Regions from separate parts of the Homo sapiens genome. Here region 2 is linked to region 1. The links are chromatin loops, found by intact Hi-C in ENCODE. Cell type or tissue: K562. All regions are shown on one strand. Each heading gives the region's core, and the rest is flanking DNA. Links, peaks and the distances in the headings are about the cores only.

Evidence for each region. Peaks named below come from ENCODE experiments on the same cell type or tissue, not always from the same donor. Only the 100,000 strongest peaks of a DNase experiment are listed, where the experiment ranks them.
Region 2: a loop joins it to region 1, with 9 times the contacts of the local background. A loop is called at or near these places in 5 of 110 quality-filtered maps.

Annotation. Positions count from the first base shown.
Region 1 is chr22:19,474,294-19,482,116 of GRCh38, forward strand. UFD1 (ubiquitin recognition factor in ER associated degradation 1) reads right to left here and starts at 4,900. Exons shown (of 12, transcript NM_005659.7): 1 at 4,790-4,900; 2 at 1,177-1,309; 3 at 775-807. The coding sequence starts at 4,792. CDC45 (cell division cycle 45) reads left to right here and starts at 5,627. Exons shown (of 19, transcript NM_003504.5): 1 at 5,627-5,726; 2 at 5,865-5,924; 3 at 6,660-6,752. The coding sequence starts at 5,676. RefSeq lists silencers at 4,667-4,736, 5,527-5,576 and an enhancer at 5,137-5,436. In K562, for the core only: CTCF peaks have their summits at 3,481 (motif pointing left), 5,119 and 5,349; DNase peaks (open chromatin) are centred at 4,918, 5,168, 5,558, 5,928 and 1 weaker place; H3K4me3 peaks cover 2,775 bases.
Region 2 is chr22:19,214,070-19,221,892 of GRCh38, forward strand. CLTCL1 (clathrin heavy chain like 1) reads right to left here. Exons shown (of 33, transcript NM_007098.4): 17 at 7,308-7,542; 18 at 5,816-5,938; 19 at 2,042-2,187. Among named protein-coding and RNA genes, the nearest start is that of SLC25A1, 39 kb to the left of the region's middle. RefSeq lists an enhancer at 3,649-4,386. In K562, for the core only: a CTCF peak has its summit at 4,035; a DNase peak (open chromatin) is centred at 4,052; H3K27me3 peaks cover 868 bases.

The DNA of each region.
Region 1 (7,823 bases), core at 1,008-6,007:
CATAACTTTGGGAGGCCGAGGCAGGCAGGTCACCTGAGGTCAGGAGTTCAAGACCAGCCTGCCCAACATGGCGGAACCCCATCTCTACTAAAAATACAAAAAATTAGCCGGGCGTGGTGGCGGGTGCCTGTAATCCCAGCTACTCGGGAGGCTGAGGCAGGAGGATCACTTGAACCTGGGAGGCAGAGGTTGCAGTGAGCCAAGATTGCGCCACTGCACTCCAGCCTGGGCGCTAAGAGCAAAACTCTGTCTCAAAAAATAAATAAATAAATAAATAAAAGAAAAGAAATGGGGGTCTGGAGCTCAGGAAAGATGTTTGGTGAGGGGATGAGGAACCTGCTCACAGCGCCCTCTTGTGAGCTGACCAATTCTTCCTTTAGGAAAAAAATCTAGTGAGCCCAGCCAATGGCATCAGCTGCCCTGGCACGGTACAAAGCACTTGATACTTGTACCTTCACTTAATCCTGACAGAATACTGAGAACAGTTGGGGGGTGGGTGGAGGTGGTGATCAGGAAGGGAAAGGGAACCCCCTTCACAGAGGAGGAACCTGAAGCACCCAGGGCAGTGATGAAGCTGAGGTTCAGGGGGCCCTGGCCTCGCCCTAGGTACCTGTGACCCAGGTTCTCCCAGCCCAGCGCATGCCCTCCACGGACAATTCACAACCAGATGCTGACAAAGGGCACTGGTGTCTGGATGTACTGAGGAGCCCATGCTGACTCTTGGTGTCCATATGTACATTATCTAAGTCCTTAAGTCACTCAGAAGATACTTACTGAGTTGGTCCAGGGCCGAGGGTGGCATAATTACTGTGGAAAGAACATTTAAGAAATATTAAAAAATAAAAATAAAAAGGACAGACCAAAGGCAAGATGCAGTTTCTTTATATCTAACAAAAAGCCTTAAACTGTTTTTAGGGTAGCCAGAATGTCCCAGTGATCTTTCATGAAGAATCTTACTTGATGTAATTTATTTTGGGAACTGAATGGTTATCAGCCATAAACCTAACCATAATTAGCACCCCACCCCAACAGAGCAAGTCAGGGATAAATCCCAGCACCATTTTCACAGTAACACTAGCTTCTGACTCCCACATGCAAAGTAAGTACTGTTGAAGGCTACAGCATTGCAGACTTAGGGCAGGAAAAGTTACTATTCAAATAAAAACAAGCACATACTCTTCCCTCCTTTCTCCACATCTGACCTGTCATTAGGCCCTGCTAGCATGGACACAGAGAAGCAGCGGTACTGTGTGGAGAAGCGGTTTTGGAAGACCCTGGGAATAGGGTGGTCGAACATGTTGAAAGAGAACTAGAAGGAGGAAAGAGAAACAAGTATTAAAACAAAGGTACATTTCTTCATGTCAAAAGCCAAAACATGTCAGAGTAATTAATGCTACTAAACATTGTCAGAGAACACAATGTACTGAAATCTTCAATGTAATCTTACTAAATACAAAACAGGCCATGCCAAGCCTGTCCTGAACCTTTTTCAGGGCTATGCTCCCATCTTCATCCTCAGGATCAAGGCCCAACCTCTTGCATACCTCAGAGACTTGTACTGACAGCCCCACAGACTCCTGCCTGGGCTAGTTCCTCTGCCTTGAACACTTTTCCTATTATCATTAATCTAAACAATATTTGTTAATTGAAACATCTCTTTATTGAGTGCCTACTGTCTGCCAGGCTCTGATATGAGCACAAGGGAAGCACCACTCCAGTGATGTCTGTCCACTAACAAAATAGATACCACCCCTGTCCTGGTGAAAATGACACTCAAAGCAAGAGAGATATACACTCCAAGCAACGGACACACACACATGTGTGTCTGGCAGTTCTGAAGACAAGCAGCAGGGTAAGTAGACACAGGGCTCCTGGGAATGCTATTTTAAATAGGTGGTTAGGAAGGGACTCTGCACAAAGACCTGAATGCTATGAGAGGGAGCCAGGCAAAAAAGAGGGAAAGACATTCCAGGCAGCAGGAAGAACAGGTACCCAGTGGTTGCACCCCTTCCCCTGGGTTCCAATTACCATCCTTTCCTTTCCCCAGGAAGCCTCTCTTGCTCTGCTGAGGGTCAGGTCTAGTGCCTCTCCAGCGTGCTCTCACAGCACAAAGTAGGTACACGTTACACTATGTTATGATGCTTTCTTACAGCAACAAGCAAAGCTAAAACATGATGCCATTAAAAAGATAAGATCCTAGATCTTAAACTGTAGACTAAGATGAGGCTTAGCAAACATGTATCAATTTGAAGGTTTTCTCAAAGTACAGTATTCCTCCCACCCCCCACCCCCATATCCACAGGGGATACATTCCAACATCCCCAGTGGACGCCTGAAACCACAGATAATACTGAAATCTATACATACTATGTTTTTTCTTATACATATCTACAATTTTCTTATACATATCTACAATAAAGTTTAATTTATAGGCTGGGTGCGGTGGCTCACGCCTATAATCCCAGCACTTTGGGAGGCAGAGGCAGGTGGATTACCTGAGGTCAGGAGTTTGAGACCAGCCTGGCCAACATAGTGAAACCCTCTCTCTACTAAAAATACAAAAATTAGCCGGGCGTGGTGGTACACGCCTGTAATCCCAGCTACTCAGGAGGCTGAGGCAGAAGAATCGCTTGAACCCAGGAGGTGGAAGTTGCAGTGAGCCGAGATCGTGCCACTGCACTCCAGCCTGGGCAACAGAGCAAGACTCCATCTCAAAAAAAAAAAAAAAAAAAAGTTTAATTTATAAATTAGGCACAGTAAGAGATTAACAATTAATAATAAAACAATTACAACAATATACTGTAATAAAAGTTATGTGAATGTGGTTTCTATTTTAATATTTTTGGACCATGGTTGACCTCGGGTAACTGAAACCACCTAAAATCTCACAGGAGGATATATATTCAAAAGAACTGGAGGCAGAATCAAGAAGAGATTTTTGTACACCCCGTATTCATAGCACAATTATTCATAATAGCTAAAAGGTGGAAGCAACTCAAGTGTCCAATGACAGATGAATGAATAAACAAATTGTGGTATGGTATATACATACAATGAAATATTATTCAGCTTTTAAAAGGAAAGAAATCCTGTCACATGGATGAACCTTGAGGATATCATGCCAAGTGAAGTAAGTCAGTCATAAAAGGACTTATATTTTATGAGTCCGCTTCTAGGAAGTACCTAGAGTAGGCAAATTCATGGAGACAAAGTGGAACAGAGATTGACAGGGGCTGTGAGGAGCAGAAAATGGAGAGCTATTGTTTAATGTGAGTAGAGTTTCACTTTTGCAAGATGAAAAAGTTCTGAAAATCTGTTGCTCGTGAATGTACTCAACACTATTGAACTATAGACTGAAAAACGGTTAAGATGATAAAAATTTGGTTTTTTTAACCACAACTAAAAAAAAATCTGTATTAGAGAAAATTTCTTGACTTGATTCCAAATATATATTTAGTAGAAGGAATGCCACCTACTGACAAAGCAGTTTACTAGCAACTCCAAAATTAGCAAGCTGAATTAGCCATCTCCCAAAATGCAAACATAGCATGTTCCCGCCTAAAATCTGGGATGGTTCTTTACTCCCTGGCACTCTAACACAGTAATTTCCAATCTTTTGTCTTTCTTCTTTTAAGCAGCATAACTGTTCAGCTAAATCTTGGCCAGAACCATAACACAGGAAATAGCGTTTCTGGGTGAACAAGGCCAGAACAGGGTAGGGGCTTGCTTCCCTTGAGTGCTTCTCACTAGCCAACCTATGTAAGCCATTTCTTCTCTTTGAATATAAAAGGTAAATCCGCACAAAGGGGCAACATACTTAACAACCTGCCTGCAGTTTACCCATGAACCCGACCTTCTGCCCCTTCTTTGCTGCTCCCGATCCCATCTCTCACTTTCCTTTTCAATCCCGAGACCTAGCACACTGCCTGGAACATATCAGGTATTCTTGAGTGGATGAACTCAAGAATAGAAATAAGCCAGGGTTTGACAGTGACACACTTGGGATAAAATCTAACAATCATTCCTTGTCTTTACTAAAATAAACAGGTGACAGGAAGACAATACCGTAGAGTGCTTTGCAGCCAGACAGACTTGGCTTCAACTCTCCAGTCCCTACTTCTGTGACTCGAATAAAGTACCTCTGTAAACGTTAGTTTTCTCATGTTTAAAATCATCATCATCCTTGCTTCCAAAGGGATTGTAGGGATTAAAAGAAATAAGCCGCGATGAGGGAGTACAGGTGTTAAAAGCTGTGTAACAGGAAATGTACCAGCAGGTATTAGCTTCCATCGTTATCATTACCGAACACAACACCGCTGTACAGATTCGAAGGCACGAACCCGTAGGCACGGAGCTCACGGAGCTGGGGCAAGAGCTGGGTGTCCCCCAAGAGCGGGGGATGCCCACTACGGATTCTCCCTGGGGAGCGCCCTGATTCTGTTCCCATCCCCAGCAACCTTGCAACTAACTTTGGGTTTATGGAAACCTGTTGCGCGTCCAGCACTTGGGAAACCCGTGAATGGACACAAACCTTCCTTTCTTTCGTCAAGGAGGGCAAGTCCGGCTGAGACAGAATGCGAGCCACGTTCAGGACCGGCGGACGCGACCACAGGCGGTTAGTGGTCAAGGGTCCTGCTTGTGCCCGGTGCGGCCGATGAGCCTGCAGGCCGGACTCAGGCCCGGGTGACTCGGCACCTCCGCCGCCGTCCCGCCCCGCCCTGCCCCGCCGGGCCCTACCTCAGGCCCCGGGCCAAGGCCCAGCCCCCGCCCGCTGCCCGTCAGCGCTTACCATGATGGACACCACCTGGCAGACTCCGCTCCTCTCAGGCAATGCAACGAAGAAACCCCGCCGACCGCTCTCCCAGCCGCCGCTGCCGCTGCCGCCGCGCCAAGCCGGTACGCCCCAGAGGCTCACCGGAAGTGCCGGACCCGAGACCCGGAGGGGGGGTGCCCGGGACAAAGCGTCGGCTGCAAAAGAGAAAAGGCCAGGCGAAGACGCTAGGCTCTAAAACACCCTCAGTAGAAGCATTAAAATGCCCTTTCGTGATTTATTTCCCCTTTTATAGGTATTTTTAAACGTTATTTTAAATTACGTGTTGACAGTATTCCCCTCCAGACGAATTTAGTAGGGCCCATTGTCCTTACGACTACACTACCCACAATGCACTACCCAGACTGCCTCTGCTTCAGCCATCGAGGACTCGGGCGGAACTAAGCTACAAATCCTTCTTCAAACCACACCAAAAACCTATTGCAAACGTAAATGCTGCCCCATTGGGTATGTGACTGAGTTTAATGTATGGTTAGAAGTATACTTTCCCTGAGGGTTCCCAGTGGGAGGCAGTAGGCTTCTCTTCCCAAAGTAAAGATGTCCGCCCAGCGTCGCTTTTCTGGGTAAAAGCGAGTCAGAGTTGAAGGGGGCAACAGTGTTTGCGTTCGGCCTCAGAGGTGACGCTTCTTTGGGGGCGGGCTGGAGTTTTCTGGCCGTGAATGGCAGAGCGCTAATGGCCGCCTCCAATGTGGCCCAATCAGAAAGAAAGGAAGGCTGGGAACTAAGAAGCTATTGGTTGGTGATCCCTGGACCAATCGGAGGAGCCGTGATTTGGCGGGAGTCTTGACCGCCGCCGGGCTCTTGGTACCTCAGCGCGAGCGCCAGGCGTCCGGCCGCCGTGGCTATGTTCGTGTCCGATTTCCGCAAAGAGTTCTACGAGGTGGTCCAGAGCCAGGTGACGCCCAGTCCGGGACCCCCGCCGAGGCCTTGCCGGTGGGGAAGGGATGAGGGGGAGCGACCGTGGGTGACCGGGAGGCAGGGGAGGGCCGGGGTTCGGGTCGCCGTGTTCAGCCGGTCTGCTCTTCCCCGATAGAGGGTCCTTCTCTTCGTGGCCTCGGACGTGGATGCTCTGTGTGCGTGCAAGATCCTTCAGGTGAGTTCTGCGGACCCTAGGAGGGCGGGGCCGGCGCGCGAGGTGAGGGTGCTGCGTGGGGGCGCAGGGCGGGCAGAGTGTCAGGATGGGTGCTGAGGGCTTAGGGTGGGAGAGGGAGCAGGGCAGGAGGTGAACAGCAAGTGAGAGGAGAGAGACTCGGAGGAGAGGTTGCCTCCCTGTCCCAACGGTGTGGGGTGGGATAAAGGATTAAGTAAAAGGTAAAGAGACTAGTTTGTATTTTTGCAATAAGCTATTAATATTAATAGGTGAACACAGCAGTTGCATTTGGGGGAAACTTTGGATCTGTCGTGGCCTCTCAAATGGGGGATTTGAGAGAGAGGAATCTGTGACAACTGTGGGTATAGTCGTGTCACAGGTGTTGCTGGGAATATGGGAGCCCCTAGTCTATTAGGGAAGATCGTTAGTTTGGTTTTGAATAGGGCATAGTATTTACGTTGTTTTGGTCAGGCCCTTGGATCAGGAACTTTTCAGAAGGCCTGGAAGTTAAATCGGCATTTCTCCCCGATGTTTTACTTTGGTAATTTGCAAAATTCACAGAATGGTATGGTAAACGCTCATATCCCTAGCACCTAGCTTTTCCCGTAAGCATTTCACTAGCTTTAATGTTATCCCGTGTCTTTTGTCTCTCAACCCGTCTAATCTTCCTCAGTTTCTTTTCAAGGTAAATTGCTAATGTCCTAAATAAGATAGGCTTTGAAAACACTCTCTCTCCAGGCCTTGTTCCAGTGTGACCACGTGCAATATACGCTGGTTCCAGTTTCTGGGTGGCAAGAACTTGAAACTGCATTTCTTGAGCATAAAGAACAGGTATTGAAGATGCGTTTTAGAATAACGTGGCTTTTTACTCAATTGTAATTTCTTGACACAGCATTCTATTTCCACGATAGATTAAGCGTGTATTTAAGTATCAGCTACATTAGGCAATATGGAAGAGAAAAACATGCTGTATTTACTGGTGACTTACCACGCCCAAGTTGTAGAAGCAAAATTGACAGCAAAAAAAGATAATGAATGTGGATAGCCCCAACTTTGAACTTGTTTTAACTTGTTTTGCAGAAATTTGATTGTAAGGTGCTTGGAATCTAGCAGTTTTTAATATGGTCTAGTTAAAATTATTTTATTTTATTTTGGTTTATTTTTTTATTTTTTATTTTTTTTGAAACGGAGTCTCGCTGTGTCGCCCAGGCTGGAGTGCAGTGGCACGATCTCGGCTCACTGCAAGCTGTGTCTCCTGGGTTCATGCCATTCTTCTGCCTCAGCCTCCTGAGTAGCTGGGACTACAGGCACCCGCCACCACACCTGGCTAATGTTTTTGTATTTTTAGTAGAGACGGAGTTTCACCATGTTAGTCAGGATGGTCTTGATCTCCTGACTTTGTGATCTGCCCACCTCCGAAAGTGCTGGGATTACAGGTATGAGCCACCACGCCCAGCCTTTATTTATTTATTTTTGAGACGGAACCTCGCTTTGTCACTCAGGCTGGAGTGTCATGGTGCAATCTTGGCTCACTGCAACCTCCGCCTTCTGGGTTCAAGCGATTCTCCTGCCTCAGCCTCCTAACTAGCTGGGATTACAAGTGCCCACCACCACGCCTGGCTAATTTTTGTATTTCTAGTAGAGACGGGGTTTCGCCACATTGGCCAGGCTGGTCTCGAACTCCTGACCTCAAGTGATCCGCCTGCCTCAGCCTCCCAAAGTGCTGGAATTAGTTAAAATTATTTTAGAATACACTACTATTTTATGTTATTTCTCTGAGAAAATGCATCCTGGTTTCCAACTTAAAATCCAGGAATAAATTTAAACAATAGATGCCAGGATTCCTCCCACCTCTGCATGGGGCCAAATGAGAGATGGGACATTGTACACCCCACAGAGAGG
Region 2 (7,823 bases), core at 1,352-6,351, 260 kb before region 1:
TCTTAGAGCTTTGTCTTGAGTATCCCTGCACATCTCCTCATACAAATAAGCTGAGTTCCTTTAGGGCTCATAAGGAAGAGAGGAAATTGCTGGCTGTGTGCATCTTTTTTCACCAAACTGTTTCCAAATGTAACGCACATTCCCAGCAGGGGCACGTCAGAGGTCCAGCTGTTCAACATCCTCATCAGCACTGATTAGGAGAGTGGGGTTCCTGCTGCTCTGGCAGGAGTAACAAAGCATCGGATGATGCACTGTGGCCTCACTCTGTGCCTCCTTGGTGGCTGATGAGGCTGAATTCACAAGCTGCCCTTCCTCTCACCGGAGGGTGTGCTCAAGCTCTCTGCTTGGTTTCTCATTGGGTTGCTTGTGTTTGTCTTTTATTACAACTTTTCCCTACTAATTTTTTGTTGGTTGTGTTGCAAATATCTTCCCCGCATTTGTAGCTTCTCATTTGTCCATCTTCTTTACGATAAAGTGCTTAAGTTTAATACAGTCTTATTGGTTTTTCACTAAAGGTTTATTTATGGTTTCTGGTTTCTGTGACTGGCTTAAGAATTTATTAGGTCATAAGTATATTCTTCCAAGTATATACTCTAAAAATAATATATTTTGCTTTTTTTTTTTTTTTTGAGATGGAGTCTCGCTCTGTCACCCAGGCTAGAGTATAGTGGTGCCATCTCGGCTCACTGCAACCTCCACCTCCCAGACTCAAGCGATTCTCCCGCCTCAGCCTCCCGAGTAGCTGGGATTACAGGCACCTGCCATCATGCCTGGCTGAATTTTTATTTTTAGTAGAGACAGGGTTTCACCCATGCTGGCTAGGCTGGTCTCAAACTCCTGGCCTCCCAAAGTGCTGGGATTACAGGCGTGAGCCACTACGCCCAGCCAAGGCTATTTTTACCTACGCATAAAACTGTCTGGTGAAATCATCAATGAAAGAAGAGCACGAACTTGAGGTTACCTGCATGTTTGAGAAGCAAGTGTTTAAGAAGACAGCAGAGCTACAGCCACCTGTAAGTGCCTGGAAGTACACACAAACTAACAACTATCAAAGGAGGTTGATCAGACAGCAAGACAGAATATCGTAGCCACCTCAGGCACCTTAATCCTGGCATCCTGTCATTAGTCAGGGTTTATGATTCCATTAAATATAATTTCACATTCCATATGCCATTACCATATAGCATCTCCAAGTTTAAAAACACACACACAAATTCCTCTCTATAATACTACAGCCCTTGATAGCCTTTCTGGCCTACAAAATAAATCTCATAACTAAATCTTTACAGCTGCACTTATGATGTGAGTTGATTAAAATCTGACACAGAATCTCTGATGGTGAATTTTGAAGTGGAGAGGAACCCCAGGTGGCTGGCCCATGCGGAAGCACGCACTCTTACCTCTATGGTGCCTGCCCATGCAAAAGAAGCACGCGCTCCCACCTCTATAGTGCTGGTCCATGCCGAAACACACACTCCCACCTCTATACTGCCGGTCCGTGTGGAAGCGTGCACTCTCACCTCTATAGTGCCGGTCCATCGGAAGCACGCACTCGCACCTCTATAGTGCCGGGCCTGTGCTGCTGCCCCTGCCACAGCTCCTGCTCATCTGGCTTCTACATTATACTTCGGGCAAGTCTTCCCTGATACATGCCCAGATCTGGTTCTCCTGCCACCTTTCTCCAAGCTTTGTTCACCATGATTTGAAGAGTTCAACACATCCTTAGGCCACATGAGACCTTCATAAAATGCCAGCTCCCTTTCTCTGAGCATTGTGTTAAAGGACAGTGTGGGCCAGAGCAGTAAGAGGAGCGCAGGCTCCTAGAAAATGTGAAACTGAGGCTGGGCTCTGAGACAGGCAGGAGCTAATAAGGGAAGGGCTAGATTGAGGTAGAGGAGGTGGTAAGAAGATTGGCATGTCTGGGGAGCAGCCAATGGGCAGGCTGGATGGGTGAAGCGGTACGAGATTGTAACAGAAGATGAGTATCAAGCAGATGTTTTGAATCTGCCTGTGTCCACAGCTACCCCTGGCATAGCCTCACCTGTGCTCGCTGAAGACAGAGTTATCCAGAACTATCTTCTCCAGCAGTTCAATCAGTTCATTAGGCAGGTCGGCTGTCATAAAGGCTTTGACAGTGACCGAAATCTCTTCAGGATCCCGTGTTTCTGACAATGCTGTCTGTACCACCTGGTTTTAAAAAGCATTTGAAAGAACTTGATTAAAGTCAATTCAAGACTGTATCTTTGAAGCTAAACAGAAGGGAAGGACTCCTCCAAGATGGTCTGGAATAGACACAGAGAAAATGGGAGACTTCTTAATGTAACAAAGGAAGGGTTTTCAAAGTTAATTTCAGGAAATTCTGTTTGCTCTGTTTTGACAATTAGTTTTTCTCTCATATCAAATATGCTACAGACTCTTACTCAGCTCCAATGACCAGTGCACCAGGCATTTTGAAATGAATGTCTCCTTTTAGATTTGTCTCTTAAAGCCACTAATAGCAAATATGGCTCCACTTCTCTAATGAAGACACCGCAGGGGCTTCCAGCAGCCTCTTACTAGAAGAGAGCACTGCCACTGCTGTGGCACAGTCCACAGCCAGAGCTGTGGAGCCACGTGCCTTCACACCGGATGACACTCAGAACCACAATCTGAAGGAAAGACCAACAAAAGACTGGCTGTGCCACCCCTCCTCCAATTATAGGTGTCTCACATACAAAAACACTTACAAATAGGGTGGAAAGACAGTTTTCCAAAGAGTACATTTCCCATGCAACAGCAGTTTGGAACGCCAGCACTGTTCTCTTTGCACTTTGGACCAGGCACCTTCAGTGACTTCCAGAATCTAATATTTTTGCCAAGTTTCTGGTTCTCCTCAGGGGTGGGCAACAGCCGTGTATCAATGAGAGGGAAGAGACAGCTCTGGACGGTCTTTCATGGCTAACACAGCCCTCTGACCATGAACTTTCACCTAGCAATCTTGAGGGGCCTTAAAGGAACCTAGGGTCAAGGTCAGTCCAGTCCACCTTTCTGCTAGTCTTTGTGAACTCAATGGTACCATAAGATGCAAAAGTTCTACCTCTGTGGAATTTGTAGTAACTACAACAAGGAGGCTGAAGAGTTTGAGAACAGGAGCTCTCCCAGCAGCTAAGGAACCAAAAGGGTATGCCTGAGGGAAAGGGGCACCAGGACACAGCACAAGTCCATCCAAAGGAGAAGGTACACTTCCAACAGTGACATCTAACTGTCAATTCTTGAAAACCTTGGAGGCCGGCCGCGGTGGCTCATGCCTGTAATCCCAGCACTTTGGGAGGCCAAGACGGGCAGATCATGAGGTCAGGAGATCGAGACCATCCTGGCTAACACGGTGAAACCCCAGCTCTACTAAAAATACAAAAAAGTAGCCGGGCGTGGTGGCGGGCGCCTGTAGTCCCAGCTACTCGGGAGGCTGAGGCAGAAGAATGGCGGGAACCCGGAAGGCGGAGCTTGCAGTGAGCCGAGATCGCGCCACTGTACTCCAGCCTGAGTGACAAAGTAAGACTCTGTCTCAAAAAAAAAAAAAAAAAAAAAAAAGAGTTCGAGACCAGCCTGGCTAACATAGTGAAACCCCATCTCTACTAAAAATACAAAAATTAGCCAGGCGTGGCGGCAGGTGCCTGTAATCCCAGCTACTCAGGAGGCTGAGGCAGGAGAATCACTTGAACCTGGGAAGTGGAGGTTGCAGTGAGCCGAGATCACGCCATTGCACTCCAGCCTGGTGAAGAGCAAAACTCTGTCTCAAAAAGAGAAAAAAAAAAAAAAAGAAAGAAAGAAAACCTTGGAGCAACTTAAATAAATACACACAGGTTGTTTTAAGGGCAAAAATAAATTTCTACCATCTGTTTGAGTCAATACAGGATGCCCCACCTAAGGTTGCCTCAGGACACTGCTCTCAGTAAACTTTTCATAATGAGGTTCCACTCCAGACACTAAAAGCAGCCTCCCTCTGTTATTATGCGCTCTGGATTACAGGAGCATTGCAGTTGAATTTCGCACCAGGAGGTGGCTACAGATATCCAATTACAGCAGAGATAATGAAAGACCAGCAGCTCTACCCAGAAACAGGAAGACAAGAGGCCCCCGCTGGCTCCGGTATGGTGCAGTGTTAAAGTGGCCCTTCCCCAGTACCAACATGAAGTCACCTTCAAGGTGTACCAGGTGGCTGGACTATACCTGGAGAAATGTCTGATGTCTGGGAACCTGGATGTAGAACCCTAGTAGAATATTGTGTTGTTTAATATTTTTATTAGATTTGGATGGGTAAGTCCAAAGTTGAAACAGAGATTCAAAACAACATGACCTTCCATAAATCTCAAAGTATTTCAAAATAAAAAGTTTATTTAAAAAAGTAGTGGCACAGGCTTGAGGAAACAGTGGACAGAAAACGAGAGGATGAAATTCAGTAGAGATAAAGGTCAAATCCAGCCCTCAAGCCTTTCGAAAGCACTGGTCCAGCAGGTTGGCAATGTGTATGAGGGAGGTGGGAGTTTTAACTGGTCCTATTCTCAGGGCTGAAGCCACTTGTTGGACGAGGGTTTTGTTCCAACATTGGTCTTGCCCCACCCCTAAACAGTCTGCCTAGCACCTAGGGACAGTGCTGAGGGCAGCAGAGGCACTATCTGCAAATGTCTGTGAGGCTATAACTGGAGAGGAGGCTCTTCCACAGGGCTGTGGGAAGCCCTCCCAGAGGCCGAGGCAGACTCCCACCTGCCAGGCCATACCCAATAATGACCCCTGGCCCCAGCACTCTGCCCAGTCTCCAAGGAGGTGCTGGATAGTCACAGGGGCATAAAGAGCACCTCAACAAAGGGAAGTCAGCTGAGACAACCTTGAAAGCTACTTCACCTCTGTCCACGAGGGCTGAGCTGGGCCCAGCATGCAGGCATGACACCAGGTACTCTCTTCCTGGGCTGCATATCCCTGCTTTGGATCCAAGGGCCAACTCTATGCCCTTGGCCAGTTAACAGTTCCAAGTCAGCTTACCCTGGGGAATCAAGCTATTTTTAGGCAAGCTATTTCTGCAGGGGAGAAGGTTCGTAAGGACTAAGATGTTTTATTTATTTATTTATTTATTTATTTATTTATTTATTTAATTTTTTTGAGACAGAGTCTCACCCAGTTGCCCAGGCTGGAGTGCAGTGGCGTGCAGTCTCGGCTTTCTGCAACCTCCACCTCCTGGGTTCAAGCGATTCTCCTGCTTCAGCCTCCTGAGTAGCTGGGATTACAAGCATGCGCCACACAGTGTGTTTTCGTATTTTTAGTAGAGATGGGGTTTCACTATGTTGGCCAGGCTGGACTTGAACTCCTGACCTCAAGTCATCCACCCGCCTCGGCCTCCCAAAGTGCTAGGATTACAGGCGTGAGCCACCATGCCTGGCCTATTTATTTATTTTTTTGAGATGGAGTCTCTGTCTGTCGCCCAGGCTGGAGTGCAGTGGCACGATGTCGGCTCACTGCAACCTCCACCCCCTGGGTTCAAGCAATTCTCCTGCCTCAGCCTCCCAAGTAGCTGGGATTACAGGCGTGTGCCACCATGTGCGGCTAATTTTTGTATTTTTAGTGGAGATGGGGTTTCACCACGTTGGCCAGGCTGGTCTTGAATTCCTGAGACCTCAAGTGATCCACCCACCTCCGCCTCCCAAATTGCTGGCATTACAGGCGTGAGCCACTGCCCTCAGCCAAGATGTTTTAAATTAAAAATGAAACCAGTCACTTGAGCCACAATGATGATCGGACGGCAAAATGCAGGTGTGCAGACATACCCATCTCTGTGCCTCACCTGGTCAATTAGCTGTCTCCTGGATGGGTTGGTCTCCTCAAGGACGTGAGCCCAGAGCTCCGGATCCTTTCTGCATACCAGGTAGCGGGCCTCGCTTTTGAACAGAGAATTCTCATTGCACACCTGAAATGAGCACACTCATGTGTGTGACACAGCAGCCAACCAGCGGAAGCTGCTTGGGAGGACACACCCCAATTCGTTCCCTGTGTGCCTGATACTGGTTTGGTGGACAGTCAGGGCCCAGGCAAGACGCTATGCTTTGACATGGGATGAGCAGCATCCTACAGGGTTAACGATGGACTCAAACTACCTCAAAATGCCCTTTCCAAGTTTACAACAACTCCCAGGGATGTGCCACATATCTGGCCAGTAGGACTTCCTGCATTCAGGGACATGCTCTGTCTCCCATTCTGTCTGATACAGCCACTAGCCATGGGAGGCTACTGAGCCCTTGAAATGTGGTGCGTGACAGGAACTAAACTGGTAATTTTTAATTTAGTTAAATTTAAGTACTCATATGTAGCTAGCTTTAAACCATCTGTAAAATGTTATCAGAACAGCCTAGAACTGGTATAAAACAGCACAAACACTGCAATGTTTCAAGATCTAAAAACTGTAAACTGTGCTTTCACTGGTAGATCTGGAGACCTTTTTCTGAATGTTATAACAGATCTCCAAAACACCAACAGTCCACTGGAATGTTCTAGCGTGTGCAGCACTTGCTAAATCCTGGTGAGGATCAGATCTGTTGAGTGCCAGATGCCCGGCACAAGGCTGAGCGGCGTGCACACGTGCTTGCGGATGCAGCGCAGTCCGCCTGTGTATCACAGGAAAAGCCCAAGCAGGCTGGTGTGGCACCAACCTCACAGGTGCCCTATTCATGTCTGGATTTTTAGATCAAATGATTAGGTAGGAACAGTTCATACAATTCAACCTAAACATGTAATTATATGTGGATCCAAGCCTGGGCAGATGCAGGCAAAAGACCTGGGCAGATGTCTCAAGGAGAGGCCAGCAAGAGCTCATTGGTCAGGTGATGGGGAAGGGCTTGTGTAGAGGGTTACCCCAAAAAGGGGGCATGAAGTACAAGGGTACTCGGGACATGAGGCACCCAGGGAATTGCAGGCCTCTCCAGGTGGGGTGGCAAGATGGATGGCTGATCAAGTTCGGGAGTTGGGAAAGGTGGCAGTCCACAGAGGAGCTCACGAGTCAGGCCAAGGAGTTCAATTCTGCCCTCAAATTGCCAGGCAATAGTAAGGACTGTAAGCAGAGGGATGATAAGTCAGGTTCAGGACCAACTGGTCTACAGGTACAATGCATACAAATTGCATGAGCAAGTTCCCAAAAGCTGTGAGAATCACAAGGAAATAATCTCATGACCTGCCATCTCCAGGTGCACAGAAAGCCCTGATCAGCTCCCCACAGGCACACCTTTGAAAGCTTCCCTGGGAGCCCAGGGTTACATGGGCAGCTCAGCACATCTGCTACCCACCTTGATGAGCTCAAGGTCACACTGCCCCCGCTCATAGGCAACACAGGCCAGATGGGGGTCTCGCTTCTCACAGTAGCGGCCCACCACGCTGCTGTCATAGTAGGCATTCTCTCTCAGGAAGCACTCGGGGCTGTTGTTGCTGTCGATGTAGATTTTAGCCAGTGCATTGTGAGTGGCAGGCTCCTCACAGCCTTCCTGAATCTGGGACTCCAGCCAGGGAAGCAGCAGCTTGAGCCTTTGAAAGAAGGAAGGTGCTGTAAAGTCTCAAGGCTACCACTGGAAGTCTTGAGGGCAACTCCAGGGCTCTGACAGATGTTTCCTGAAACAAAAAATCTCAGAGTCCATTGACTTCAGGTTGCTCTAGGGACCAAGATGGACCTGGTTTCCAAACTGATTTCTACTGTTAGGTTTTCCCCCAAGGTCTTCACAGTACCAATAGCAAGTAACTCATTGCTACATCTAAGATGTGTACATGAACGACCAGCTATAGAGACAGTCCTGGAGAATTAGACAGAA